4 separate regions of the Homo sapiens genome follow, and all the other regions are linked to region 2. A link is a contact called in ENCODE Hi-C or POLR2A ChIA-PET data. All regions are on one chromosome and are shown on one strand. Each heading gives the region's core, a stretch centred on a gene start or an enhancer-like site at or near the end of the contact. The rest is flanking DNA. Distances are from core to core; before and after follow the strand shown.

The links. Hi-C counts contacts between places; a loop is a spot of excess contacts on that map. ChIA-PET counts read pairs that join two places held with the same protein, here RNA polymerase II (POLR2A). Pooled maps may share reads with other maps.
Region 1: a map of PC-3 shows a loop between it and region 2 (2.6-fold over the local background). The contact joins two enhancer-like sites. A Hi-C loop is called at or near these places in 7 of 168 maps with a recorded cell type or tissue (Caki2, DLD1, PC-3 and 4 more) and 2 of 50 pooled maps. POLR2A ChIA-PET finds 5 or more read pairs at or near these places in 2 of 52 experiments (H1 and HEK293T).
Region 3: a loop to region 2 is called in a map of endothelial cell of umbilical vein, with 6 times the contacts of the local background. The contact joins two enhancer-like sites. A Hi-C loop is called at or near these places in 4 of 168 maps with a recorded cell type or tissue (Calu3, PC-3, endothelial cell of umbilical vein and 1 more) and 3 of 50 pooled maps.
Region 4: a loop to region 2 is called in a pooled map, with 7 times the contacts of the local background. The contact joins two enhancer-like sites. A Hi-C loop is called at or near these places in 11 of 50 pooled maps. POLR2A ChIA-PET finds 5 or more read pairs at or near these places in 2 of 52 experiments (BJ and activated CD4-positive, alpha-beta memory T cell).

The regions. Positions count from the first base shown.
Region 1 is chr7:50,961,564-50,964,549 of GRCh38, forward strand. No RefSeq gene overlaps it. Among named protein-coding and RNA genes, the nearest start is that of GRB10, 180 kb to the left of the region's middle. RefSeq lists an enhancer at 1,555-2,070. Within about 2 kb of position 1,573, at least 2 of the 41 ENCODE cell types and tissues checked have a DNase peak (open chromatin) inside an H3K27ac peak, as active enhancers do.
Region 2 is chr7:50,825,303-50,828,367 of GRCh38, forward strand. No RefSeq gene overlaps it. Among named protein-coding and RNA genes, the nearest start is that of GRB10, 44 kb to the left of the region's middle. RefSeq lists an enhancer at 1,097-2,296. Within about 2 kb of position 1,654, at least 2 of the 41 ENCODE cell types and tissues checked have a DNase peak (open chromatin) inside an H3K27ac peak, as active enhancers do; they include endothelial cell of umbilical vein, where a contact is called at or near this core.
Region 3 is chr7:51,068,166-51,071,225 of GRCh38, forward strand. The region is part of intron 7 of COBL (cordon-bleu WH2 repeat protein); the gene reads right to left. Among named protein-coding and RNA genes, the nearest start is that of COBL, 250 kb to the right of the region's middle. Within about 2 kb of position 1,351, at least 2 of the 41 ENCODE cell types and tissues checked have a DNase peak (open chromatin) inside an H3K27ac peak, as active enhancers do; they include endothelial cell of umbilical vein, where a contact is called at or near this core.
Region 4 is chr7:50,658,415-50,661,529 of GRCh38, forward strand. All of the region lies in intron 7 of GRB10 (growth factor receptor bound protein 10), which reads right to left. Among named protein-coding and RNA genes, the nearest start is that of DDC, 95 kb to the left of the region's middle. RefSeq lists an enhancer at 1,006-1,175. Within about 2 kb of position 1,802, at least 10 of the 41 ENCODE cell types and tissues checked have a DNase peak (open chromatin) inside an H3K27ac peak, as active enhancers do.

The sequences.
Region 1 (2,986 bases), core at 323-2,822, 140 kb after region 2:
TGCCAGTGCCCTATAGAGAAAGGCTCATAGGCGACAAGGGGGTCCAGGTGGGAAACTGAGGCAAGGGGTCCTGGCTGCACGGCTGGAGCCTGACCAGGTGGTGGAAAACCCGTGGGATAAGTGGATAGAGTTGGGGTATGTTTGGAAGACAGAGGCCCAACAGCTTTCTGGTTCCCTGGCTGGAGGAGGCAGGTGAAGAAAAAGTAGAAATTAAGGGTGTGTCCTAGGTTGGGGCTTGGGCATCTGAGTAAAGTTGACGCTGTTAACTGCAATGGGAAATACTGGCATAAAAACAGGTGTGGGGGAGAAAGTGGAGACTTCTGGCCTGGGCACATGAGGTCTGAGATAGTATAAGAGGTCAGAGGCTGGGTGTGGCAGCTCACGCCTGTAATCCCAGCACTTTGGGAGGCTGAGGCAGGTGGAGAACACTTGAAGCCAGAAGTTCAAGACCAGCCTGGCCAATGTGGTGAAACCCCATCTCTACTAAAAATACAAAACATAAATAAATAAATTAGCTGGGTGTGGTGGTGCACACCTGTAGTCCCAGCTACTCAGGAGACTGAGACAGGAGAATCTCTTGAACCTGGGAGGCAGAGGTTGCAGTGAGTTGAGATCATGCCACCGCACTCCAGCCTACACAACAGAGTGAGACTCTCAAAAAAAAAAAAAAAAAAAAGAGGTCTGAGATGTTACAAGATGTCCTGGCAGAGATTCCAATCTTGAGTCCAGACTGGAGAGGGAGGCTGAGAGGCTGGGGGAGAGGGTCCATAGAGCTATGGGTACAAGTGAGCCAGAACACCAAGGCAGGGAGTGAGGGCCGGGATGGAAGGAAGGCTGGGAGGGAGCCCTGGGCATCCAGCACCCAGAGGGTGAGGAGGGGAGGGGAGCCGCCAAAATGTGTGCCGTTCAGGAGGAAACCCGCGGAGTGTGAGTCAACCAGCAAAGCCTTTCAAGAGGACCAGAGTGGCCAGATGAGTGCACAGCCCCTAAGGGATAGATTAGAATGAGGACTCGACCCATGGGAGGGCTGGACGCCCGACCATGTAGGCTGCAGCACATGTGAAGACCAACACCAGCAGTCTGACCACTGGTCAAAAGCATGAGATTTGGTATAAAGGAGATTTTTGTGTAAGCAATAGTTTCTGTTCCTCTTAGCCACATGATTTGAGAAAATTATTTAAATGACCCGAGCCTCACCTTCAACATGAGGAACATCATATTCCCTTTGATAAAATGTTGCTGGTGTAAGTGCTCCATAAATGACAGCTTTTATTAGCAGAAGCAGAGATAATCCAACTTCAATGGGAGATTAAACAACGACTTCTGTTTAGAGCTTTAAAATGAGTGAGATGTGTCCACCGCTGGGGTTCTTCTCTTGGTGCCTGCATTGCCCTGCAGGAAGCCTGGTGGTGGTGCCTGGTGTGGTCTGCCAGCTCTCAGCTGGGTGGGAAAGTGGTGCTGAATGGCCCCACCTCTGCTCTGGGTTTTGCCCCACAGGTCGCTGCAGGCCTGCCCCTGGGCTGTGCTGAGTCATCTCCGCAGGCAGGACCTCCCCAGGCAGGCACAAGGCACTGGGAGGTGCCGCCCCTTGGGCCCAGGCCAGTGGAGTTTTAATTGCTGCTCCTCTATTGTTGGCTCTGGTTCCGCTTCTGGAAGGTTTCCAGCCTTTGCTCCTGGGCTTTGGTCTCTTCAGGGAGCCTCCAGCTGCCTCTTTGTCATCAGTGAAGCCACTGAGACCTCCTCTTGGCCCTCCCCCTCCTCCTCCTCCTCCTCCTCCTCCTCATCTTTGCTGGATAATGAGGACTTCAGATCTTGTTTCTGAAGAGAGAGGCTGAGCTGACTTCTGAAGGGTGGAAGGCACCAAACAGGGAGAGGTTTCCAAATCTGGGGACACAGGACAACTGAGTCCCAAATTGTGAACACTTTATTTAAACCCTAAAGGACAGGTCTTTGAAGACTGACTACAGAGGCCACTCAAGGGGATGGAAAGAATATGGGCTTGGGAGGCACAGGCACCTGGGTGCAGACGCCTAACCAGTTCCATCAGGACCTGTGGCAGGTTGCCCACCTACACCAAGCCTCAGTTTCCCCATCTGTGGAGTGGACTGATGTCCACGTGCAAGCCATAGGAGAATTGCAGACAATGCATGAAAAGCATGGAGCCCGAGGGCTGGCTTTAGTGGGAGTCAAAACATGATCACTTTTTCTGTAAACTTTAATTTGGAGATAATGTCAAAGCTACAAAAATTACAAACAGAAAACTAGTACAAGGAACATCTGACTCCTTTATGCAAATCTCCCTTATTGCTGACATAAAAAATGGTAACGTGTTAAATCAATATTTTTAATGTTTAAGCTATTGCGTTGCAAAAACTTTACAGTGTGAACCCAGGCATGTCTCTCAATGTCTCTGAGACTGCCTTTGCTCATCTGTGAAGTGGGAAGGATGTTGTAGCATTTACACCACAGTGAGGGATGAGCAGGAACTTCTGGCCTAGCCACAATAACATAGCTGTCCTAACGAGGCAGGAAAATAGGGTCTGGAGGCAGAGAATATGAGGCTAGTTCACACTTGAGCTATAACAGGAAATATCCTCTCCATAGGGCATACACTATAAATGACTTTGTAACTTTATTTCATCCTCTCCCTTTACATGGGGTGTACACCAAGTCACCAATGTAATCCTCTAGTGGATATTTAAACTCAAAAAACCTCTGTAACAGGGCCTTTGATCCCCTATGCTCAGGCCCGCTCCCACATTGTGGAGTGTGCTTTCATTTTCAATAAAACCCTTCCCTCCTTGCTTTGTGCATTTTGTCCAACTCTTTGTTGAGGACGTCAAGAGCCTAGACACCTTCCACCATTAACATATTTTGGCGAGCCAGCCAGAAGGAAGAGATAAGCCCAAAGTTTGGGATTCATTTTTCTCCCTTTCCTTTCTGCTCCATTCAGGGGCTCTCTCTCTCTCTCTCCCTCTCTCTTTTC
Region 2 (3,065 bases), core at 404-2,903:
GGGGCTAGATAGTAAATAGTAAATATTTCAGGCTTTGCAAGCCATATGGTCACACTCTCTGGTGTCAAAGCAGTCGTAGACAATATGTAAATAAATGGGCAAGGCTATGTTTATAAAACTTCAGTTATGAACACTGAAGTTTGAATTCGGTCTAATTTTCACGTGTCACACAATAGTCTTCATAGATGTATTTTTCAACCATTTAGTCACATAACAACTGTTCTTAGCTCGTGGGCCCTATGAAATCAGGTGGTGGACATGTTTGGGCTGAGACCCCTGCTCTACGGGGGCATAAAACGCACAATATTGTGAGAATTCAGGAGCACGAGCTTTAACTAACAGCACAAGGCATATCACGTGAGAGTCATTCAGTGGCTGGTATTCACTGATCTCTATCAGAGCAGAAAACAGGTGCTTTTCGTGAGTGAAAGCAGGAGGCTGAAGGCCCACTGCACTTTTCTCGTGGGTGATTTGGGGTCTCTAACCAACACCTAAGGCAGCAAGCCATTTCTCCTCAATCCCTGAGTTACTCTGGTAAGGGAATCAAGTTTGCACTGCTTTTCATACTTTCCCCCACTAAATTTTATTATTTCCCTTTTGTTGGTTCTTTCTCTCTCAATTCTCTTTTCTAAGCTGACTCCATTTCTTTTCTGGAAATTTTCAGTATTGTGGGGCCTGGGTATTAGGGATTAGGAACACTTGCAATCTGAAAGCCTGTGTCTTAGGAAGGTGTATGCAAAGGGAATAAGTGGAGGGGAACCCCCTGTGAGCTGTGCAGACCAGAACAGGTTTTTCTCCTAAGGTAAGGGTGTTCAAGAGGAAAAACAATGTGCAGATATTAACTCTTCCTTGAAAGTTTGTTATGTAGAGTTAAAGATTGCAGATTACAGGCTTTAGAACCAAACTGCCTAGGCGCTAATCACACACTCAGAACCACGTGACTATAGATAGTCGCTAAACCTCTCAGATTTGGTAGCCTCATCCATAAAATTAGCGTGGTAATCATAATAGCAGATACCTCAATGTTATTGTTAAGATTTTTAAAAGTTAATATATGCATAGCCCTTAAATCAGTGCCTAGTATGGAATGGGTAATCACTGTTAATTTCTCAAACTTTTTATTTTGGAATAATTTTAGATTTAGAGAAAAGCTGTAAAGATAATACAGGGAGTTTCCCTATACTCTCCATCCAGTTTCCTGTAATTGTTAACATCTTACATATCCGCAGCATGTTTGTCACAACTATGAAATTAACACTGGCACAATACTACTAACTAAACTCCAGACTTTTTTTGTATTTCACCAGTTTTTTTCACTCATGCCTCTTTTCTGTTCCAGGATTCCATCCGGGATCCCACAGTGCATTTAGGCTGTCTCCTTAATCTCCTCCCATCTATGCCCATTTCTGGGACTTTGTTTCTTTTTCAAGACCATCACCCTTTGGAGGAGTGCTGATCAGGCATTCTGGATGATGTGCATCGCTTTGAGTTCGGCTGATGTTTTCTGTGATCGATTGGGGTTATGTTTTGGGGGTGAGTGCCATGGGGTGAAGTGCCCTTCTCATTGCCTCGCCTCGGGGGCACATGACTTCACCATGACTCAAGTCTGGTGATGTTAACCTTGAGCCCTTGGTTGTGGTGGCATCCGCTAGATTACTGCATTGTGAAGTTGCTATTTTTCTCTTTCCATACCCTTCTAGAGGAAGTGAGTCACCAGGTCCAGTCCACACTCACTAGGAGAGCAATGAAGCCCCACCTCCTGGAGAAGTGGCTGCATCAATGCTCCCCTGTATTACTTGTGGTGCTTCTGTGAGAAAGATTTGTCTCTTTTTCCCTATGTATTTGCTTATTCACATGTTTACTTATATTGGCATAGACTCATGGATTGTTCCAGCTTTGGCCATTGGGTACTGTTTCAGGATGACTCCTGTGTGCTTTTGATGTGTTCCTATTTTTTAAAGCATGTCCTCTGATGCTACAGGATGCTTCAGGCTGATCTGGAATTTCCCTTAATTCAGTTATTAATTCAGCCATAGGATTGTATGAGGATGCATGACACAGGGGACTTTTATTGTTTGGTCTGTCCAGGATCCCCCATCCCTGGAAGAACTCATCTCCCCATCCCTTGTGGTCCTAGGTTGTCCATCAGCACACCACCCCCAGTGGGCCACAGGAGGAAGGACTGATGCAAAGGGTATGCATTTCCACAGGGCCAGGAGGGCCTCCCTTGAGGTGGCTATGTGTATGTTGGGAAGGAGAGTTTCACTTTCCCTGTGCTGCTAAACTGGGAAGCTGGTGGTGGCCATCTTCCCCACTTCATGAGAGAACTTGCCTTCAGAAGAAGCCAATACAACAGGAGGCAGAGCTGACCTTGAGAGAGAGCCCTGCCTGTATGACAGCACCTCCCATCCAGCTCTTCTTGACACTCTTCAATGTTCCACCTACATGGACCAAGACACTCCAATTGCTTTTTAAGCTCATTGTGCATATGACTACATGAAGTACCTAGCATGAGGACCACATCTTTCTGCCAGTCCGGCCCTTCATAGAATTTACACCCCACCTACTTCGATGGACACCAAAATATAATCCTCACACTTGACCTAGACACACCCATTATGCTGATTGAAACAAATCAAACTTTAAAAGCACTTCAGAAGACTACTTTTTAGAATCTAGTAATCACCCTTGATTTATGCTTTATGCAAAATTACACAGATTTTTAATGAATTTTTGCACAAATCTAAGTATAAATACAGATGCTCCTGAACTTACAATGGAGCTACTTCCCAATAAATCCATCATAAGTTGAAAATATAGTGAGTTGAAAATGCATTTAATACACCTAACCTACTGAGCATTGTAGCTGAGACTAAAACATTCTCAGAACACTGACATTAGCCTACACCTGGGCAAAATCATCTAATCCAAAGCCTATTACAAAAAGTGGAGAATATCTTATGTGATTTATTGAGTACTGTACTGAAAGCGAAACTAAGAATGGCTGTATAAGTACTCAAAGTACAGTTTCTACTACATGTGTATCACTTTTGCACCATTGTAAA
Region 3 (3,060 bases), core at 101-2,600, 240 kb after region 2:
ATGCTTCTTTAGCAGAAGAAAATTAAGTGGAGAAATTACCTTTGTTTCCTCTTGAAAACTTGGATAGGGGAGAAATAGTTCCAAAGGTTGTATGTGCACTCACATCCCCACATTTTCACTTCACAAAGGATGCATTCAGATGACTATTAAAATGCTGCGACCAGCTTTCTTTCTCCTCAGATCAAATACTCGCTTTATCATTAGGGTCATCAATTTTAACACTTAATGTTCTCCTTTTAAACAATTTCCCAATTAGCTAGAATGAAGTTTTACTTCTCAATTAATTTAGGATTTGTTATTAAAACCTATATTTTGCTAACTTTCCCATTCGATGTACAGTACTGTCATAAAGTAATATATATAGTTGTGTGCATGTCTTATGTACATATACACATATACATACACATACGCAGATTAAAAATGATGACTAAGGGATGCAAGGAAACTTGAGGGTGATGGATGTTTATTACTCGATGGTGAGTGATGGTTTCATGGTGTATACAAGAGTCGAAACTGATTATATTATATACTTTCTTTGTACATATGCAGTTTTTTGTGTGTCAATTACACTCCTATAAAGCTGTGAAATATAAAAAATAGCATAAAACCCAGAAATCCCCATCAATGTTCTTCCTACACTTCACTTTGCAATATTAAATGGAGACTTGTAGTTTTCCTACTAGAAGCTAAACGTCTCAATTTATAACCATTTACTATTATTTTATATTTATTGAACTTAAGTAACTCACTCTTCACATCTAAGGTTTCTGCTATGGAGCCTGAAGACTCCAAATGTAGGCCACTTGTGCAGTGAGTGACAGTTCCAGCTCATCAAAACGTTGCCCTCGGCCTGATCGCACCCAATCCTCACTAATATGACAATGACAATGTAAAGGGGCAGAATGGAGCCAGCAGACATGAAAGGTAATTTGCCTTCTGGGGCATTCCCTGCACAGCTCTGCCAATACACCACTGTGGGTGCAGATTCGGGGTTTGCCCATATGAGAGACCAGGTAGGAGAGAGAAATGATTGAGAGAGAAGGGCCAAGCGAAGGGCGCAGGGATGAGGCAGAAACAGGCCAGAGATACAAATATGCTTACTTCCACCACCAACTACACTTCTCTTGTTGGAACAGCAACTCTGTAAGTTTGTGCTGCATCTGCCTCTCTGGTCCTCTCAGGCTCCTGACTATAGGACATAATCACTTTCCCTTTAAATTTCTTTTTGGAAAAACATGAGCCTGAAAATACTGGATTCTTAGCCTGGGTGTTAGCTGTGGGATTGGTGGGCTCCGCAGTGCATGGCAAGTGCCGGCCTGTGCTCAGGGAGCACCTGCTGCCAAGCTATGCTCAAGGCTTACTTGAAGGATGTGAGCCCTTTGGGAAGGCTCTTTACACATTCCAGGAAGAACCAGAATTTCAAGCCAAATCTGACTTTTAATATTGGCAACTTTACCTGGCAGAGAGGATGTGTGTGTGGGCTAGACATGGCAATCTGCCATCCATTTCCATCCTGTGGTTGATGATTTGTGTGATTCAGGATGTCTTTATATTCCTCCCTACCACTTCTTATTCACACAAAACATACAAGGAAAGGATGCATCCACTCTTTAAATCTTGTCCCTTATGGGCCAAAGAAGAAAGTATGATAGATACTGACTATTCCATTTGCGTTTGGGTTTTATGTTTTGGTTATTTTTTCTCCTCACTTCCTGCCCTGAAGCCCTGTAGCAGATTTATCAACCAGGAAACAGTGTGTCCAGTCTAAATAATCTCAATAGATCTAATCTCTTTTGGGGGGGTTTCTTTTTCCCTTTACTGAAAAATATACTCAGAGCCTTATTTTATGCAGCTTCGTTCACGTAATAAAAGTTTGTTATTTTCTTAATAAGAAGGAAAAAGAAGGGTTATAACATAAAGCCTTTAAGGGTAAAATCAACACAGAAGTAACAGTAAATTTAAATCACAAAACTTCCAGCAAAGGGAGTTATTCGGCAAAAGGGTTACCAATTATGCGTTGCTATTGGTGACAAATAAAGCAAAGAAACCAAAAATATACAGATAACTCCTGAGCCTCATTTTATTTAATACTTGAACCTCTGTCTTCACTGAAGTGTTTGAAGTTTGCTTGTTGTCATTTTACCATGGTGACTAATAAGGTGCAAAAGCTATTTTGGGTTTTTCTCCTGCTCCACATTCCTTGGGTATGAAGGATGAAACAGTTAAAACACACACACACACACACACACACACACACACAAAATTCCGAGAAGCCAGAGGAAGCAAGTGCTCTGTATGTGGATTAATTTCTGGGTCTGGATAATCTGTAATTGGTTATGATGACTCAAGACATCTTGAATACTTGTTTGAAAGGCCCTCACTTTCTCTTGTAATTTTTGGAAGATGCACTCTTATCCCTATGGTAGAAAAGTTTGTTTTGTTATGGGAAATGTTAGTCTGCACGTGGAAACGTTTTGAATTACATTACATGAGCTATGGAAGTTGTGAACAAACTGTATCATTTTATGGATCCAAATTAGCATGAAAACTGTGAAAATTAACAGTTGATAAGCATCACAAACACAGATGCGATGTGTGACTGATTATAATGGGTGCTAAAATAAAATGTCAGTGAGTAAACAGTAACGACTTTTCCAAATTGTTTCATCTACAGAACTAGGAGTATTTATTTACAAGTAAGTGATTTTAGAATCATATGAAAAGGTCAACAGTACTGGTAAAGTGAGATGGCAAACATTATCATATAAACTAGCTTGCATTTTATAAATCACAGCATGCTCAATTGTCCACTGGCAACATGGTCTCCAGGGTGAAACTAAGAATTTAAGCCAACTATAGTTGAAAAATAATGCATAGTTTTTCTTTTACCTTAGCATTTGCTACAGAATTGGTATTCCCAAGGGATTCTTCATGCTCTCAACTTGCCTGCACGTCTCTAGTTAGAAAACGTGAGCTACCATCTTTTGTGGATAGGGTGTATGACATGATGGAAAAAAGAAACAGACATGGCTTATAAGGAGGAGAAATGACCTGTAACAA
Region 4 (3,115 bases), core at 552-3,051, 170 kb before region 2:
GGAAAATTACTTCCTGTTGCTAGCAAAATAGGCGGTCTCTGTGAAAGCACTGATGGCCACCGATAACCAATGACTGCACACTGCCCTTGCCTTTGAGTCCACAGGAGCCTCACGTAGATGGCCACAGGTGGGCAAGGCACAGACTTAGATTTTTGGCAAAACTATGGTGATTCTTCCTGTGAAAGACGTATATAATTTAAGTGCTCACATTTCCAATGCTCTTGACAGCTATAGATATCAAGAGGTATTCAATGCTACAGTAAAATATCTGTTTTAGGCCCCTCAAATTCAGAGGTTTATATTTTAAAAGATATTTGTACTCCGGAGAAACACTAGTAGTTGGGATTTCACATAAGATTCCTGCACTGATTTCCTGTGTCATATTTAGCCAAACAAGTGGTCTGCTCCAGGTCACGACTGCCTCGCTGCAATTGCATCACTTGCTCTGATGCAAACACGGGAACATGCAGGTGCCGTCACGTCGGGCCTTCGGGATTATTCTCAGACTGCAGGGGCTGCGGTCCCTAGAGAGCTGTGAGAGACCTCCGCTTTAGCAAAGCTGCCAGAAAAGTCTAAAAAAGTGAGGATGACATTCACCATTTTAAAAATAATCATGGGCAATTTAGCACCCTTTCCCAAAGTGCGTTCTGTGTAAAGTTTACAGGTGCTGTCTCTAAAGCACTTCTGTGATCACAAATGTTTCAGATGCTCTAGCTTAGCTTGAGTGAATAGGTAGGTTTTCTTTTTCTGTAAGATTTTTCAGATCCTCTAAAATCAAACGGGAAATGTAGAATTGCCAAGAAAACGATAGACGATGCCAAATTTCCCAAACTTACTGAACCTGCATGGCTTTTTCCCCCTCAGGACAACTCAGGTAACTGGCATTCTAGAAAATGAGAGGTAAAAAACGTGAAGAGATCTCAGTCACCTCAGCAACGCCAGAGGAAGACTGAAACCCAGAAAGCTAGACCCTACTCAAACCACGGAGAGCTGAGGGAGCCTAGCCAAGCCCCCCTTTGAAAAAAACATGTCCTGGCCACCCTGCTGTTAAAGCCTTGGCTCAAATGCAATGCTCACAGTCACCGAGGACACCCGAACCTGCCAACGCTCAAGGCTGGACGCAGGGCTGCTCCCAGGTCGCTCTGGGTCCTGCACCTATCTCCCATGCTGAGCTAAGCAGCTGTGCAATAGTGTGTGTGCCCACGTCTCTTCTCCGGGTAGCCCAAGTCTTGGAAGGCAGACAGTAGAGCAAACTCATCTCTGTCTAGAGCCTGTCCAGGACAGCCCCTCACCTAGAGGAGCATATTACAGGACCATAAGGTTAGAACATCCATCCTTCAGTGGTGGCCACGCCGGAGGGCATAAATGATGGTGAGCAATGCAATGGGATCTGCTACATGTGTGGGTTTTGCTTGCACGGTTTCAGGGATTCACGCGTCCCCTCATAAGTAATTGAATGACAAGTTGAGAGTTCACTTAGGCGTACTGAAATGCATTTCTGTCGTCTGGGGCACTGCTGTGGCACACTGAGAAGACAGCTAGAAGCTCGGGTCCTGAGTCTAAACCCACTTTTTGTGATGTATTTGTCAATGACCTTGGAAGATGACTTTATCCTCCCTGGGCCTCAGGTTCCTTAAGAGCACATGTCTCGTGGTCACTCCTGATGAAGGCAGTGATCACGTGGCAAAGGGGTGGGGCACAGTAGTGGTGCCGCGTTCATGCAGTAAAGGGGCATGGGGGCACAGCTGCGGTGCCGTGTTCACGTGGGAAGTAGGGGGTGCAGCCATCATGCCGCGTCCACAGGGGAAGTGGCAGGGAGGCGCAACTGCGGTGCCGCATTCAAATGGGAAGTGGGGGTGCAGCCATCATGCCACAACCACAGAAGTGGGGGGTGCAGCCGTGGTGCTGCATTCATGCAGGAAGGGAGGTAGGGCACAGCCATGGAGCCATGTCCATGCAGGAAGTGGGGTGGAGTGGACGTCCTGCCACGTTCACACGGCAAGAGGGGAGGCAGCCGTGGTGCAGATTTGACTGTCCTGAGCTCCAAGACACAGAGACATCAGCAGGGCCCCGCCTCCTCAGACAGAGCAGGAAATGGAAGTTTCCAGAGATGCTGCCACACATCAGCGCTGGAGCTGGGTTCTGCCCCAGCACCTTCCAAGTGCCGTGGGCAGGAGCTCCCCCTCCACACCGTGGCCTCTCGGTGCAGACGGGAAATGGTTACAGGCAGGTGGCTTCCGTTGGGAGACAGGAGCCACGCAGTAGCAGAAGGAAAGGAGTTAGAGATGCAGGTGTGAGGGGGGCCGAGGACAGAGGATTTTAACTTGAAAATGGCGGGATGAGTTGAAGTGCACCTCATGCTGACTCTTGCGTGCGTGAAGCCACAAGGGACCATCCTGTGATGGCGCAGCATCTTATCCATCCCGCCAGGGCCAAGGCCCTGGGGGCTGCAGACCCAACCCACTGCAGCCAGCACCCCTCAGGGTCCCCAGCACTCAGGGTAAACTGCAGTTAGGCTCAGGCCCCAATGTCTTCTGATCTCCAAAGGCACCAGAAAAGGTGACACGGGCAGACTGTGGAGGTGCTAAGAGTAACAGGGCTTGCCAGCGGGTGGAAGGGGCTAAAGGATGGAGGAAGTCCATCCTCAGCAAGGCCCACCAGCAAACTGCTCGGGACAGGCCCAGTTGCAGACACACATTTGCAGGAGAGAGCATTCTCTCCGTGCAATACATTCTGTGAAACAACCTGCACTGGGAGGCCAGGACTAGTTTTTCTCAGCAAAGATGGTCTAACATATTGCATGCAGTTAAAGCCTCAGGAGACCTAATTTTGATCATTAGTAAATAATTGTATGCACAAACCCTTATCCAAAGTGATTACTGTGGTTCCAGAAAATTAATTTTTAAAATTAAGCAGAGGGAGAAGAGCTGATTGGAGCTAAGACAAGATTTATGTCCTATTACTAACAGGGTTAAACTATGTGACTAATTGTGTTTGAATAACAAATGGAAAAATGTGCTCTAAAAACTCATTATGTAGCTGCACGAGAATCTTTATTGGCTGAAGGAAAGTGTGGCCTGTCAAAGTGCCCACTGAGCTTGTCTTAAGTTCATAA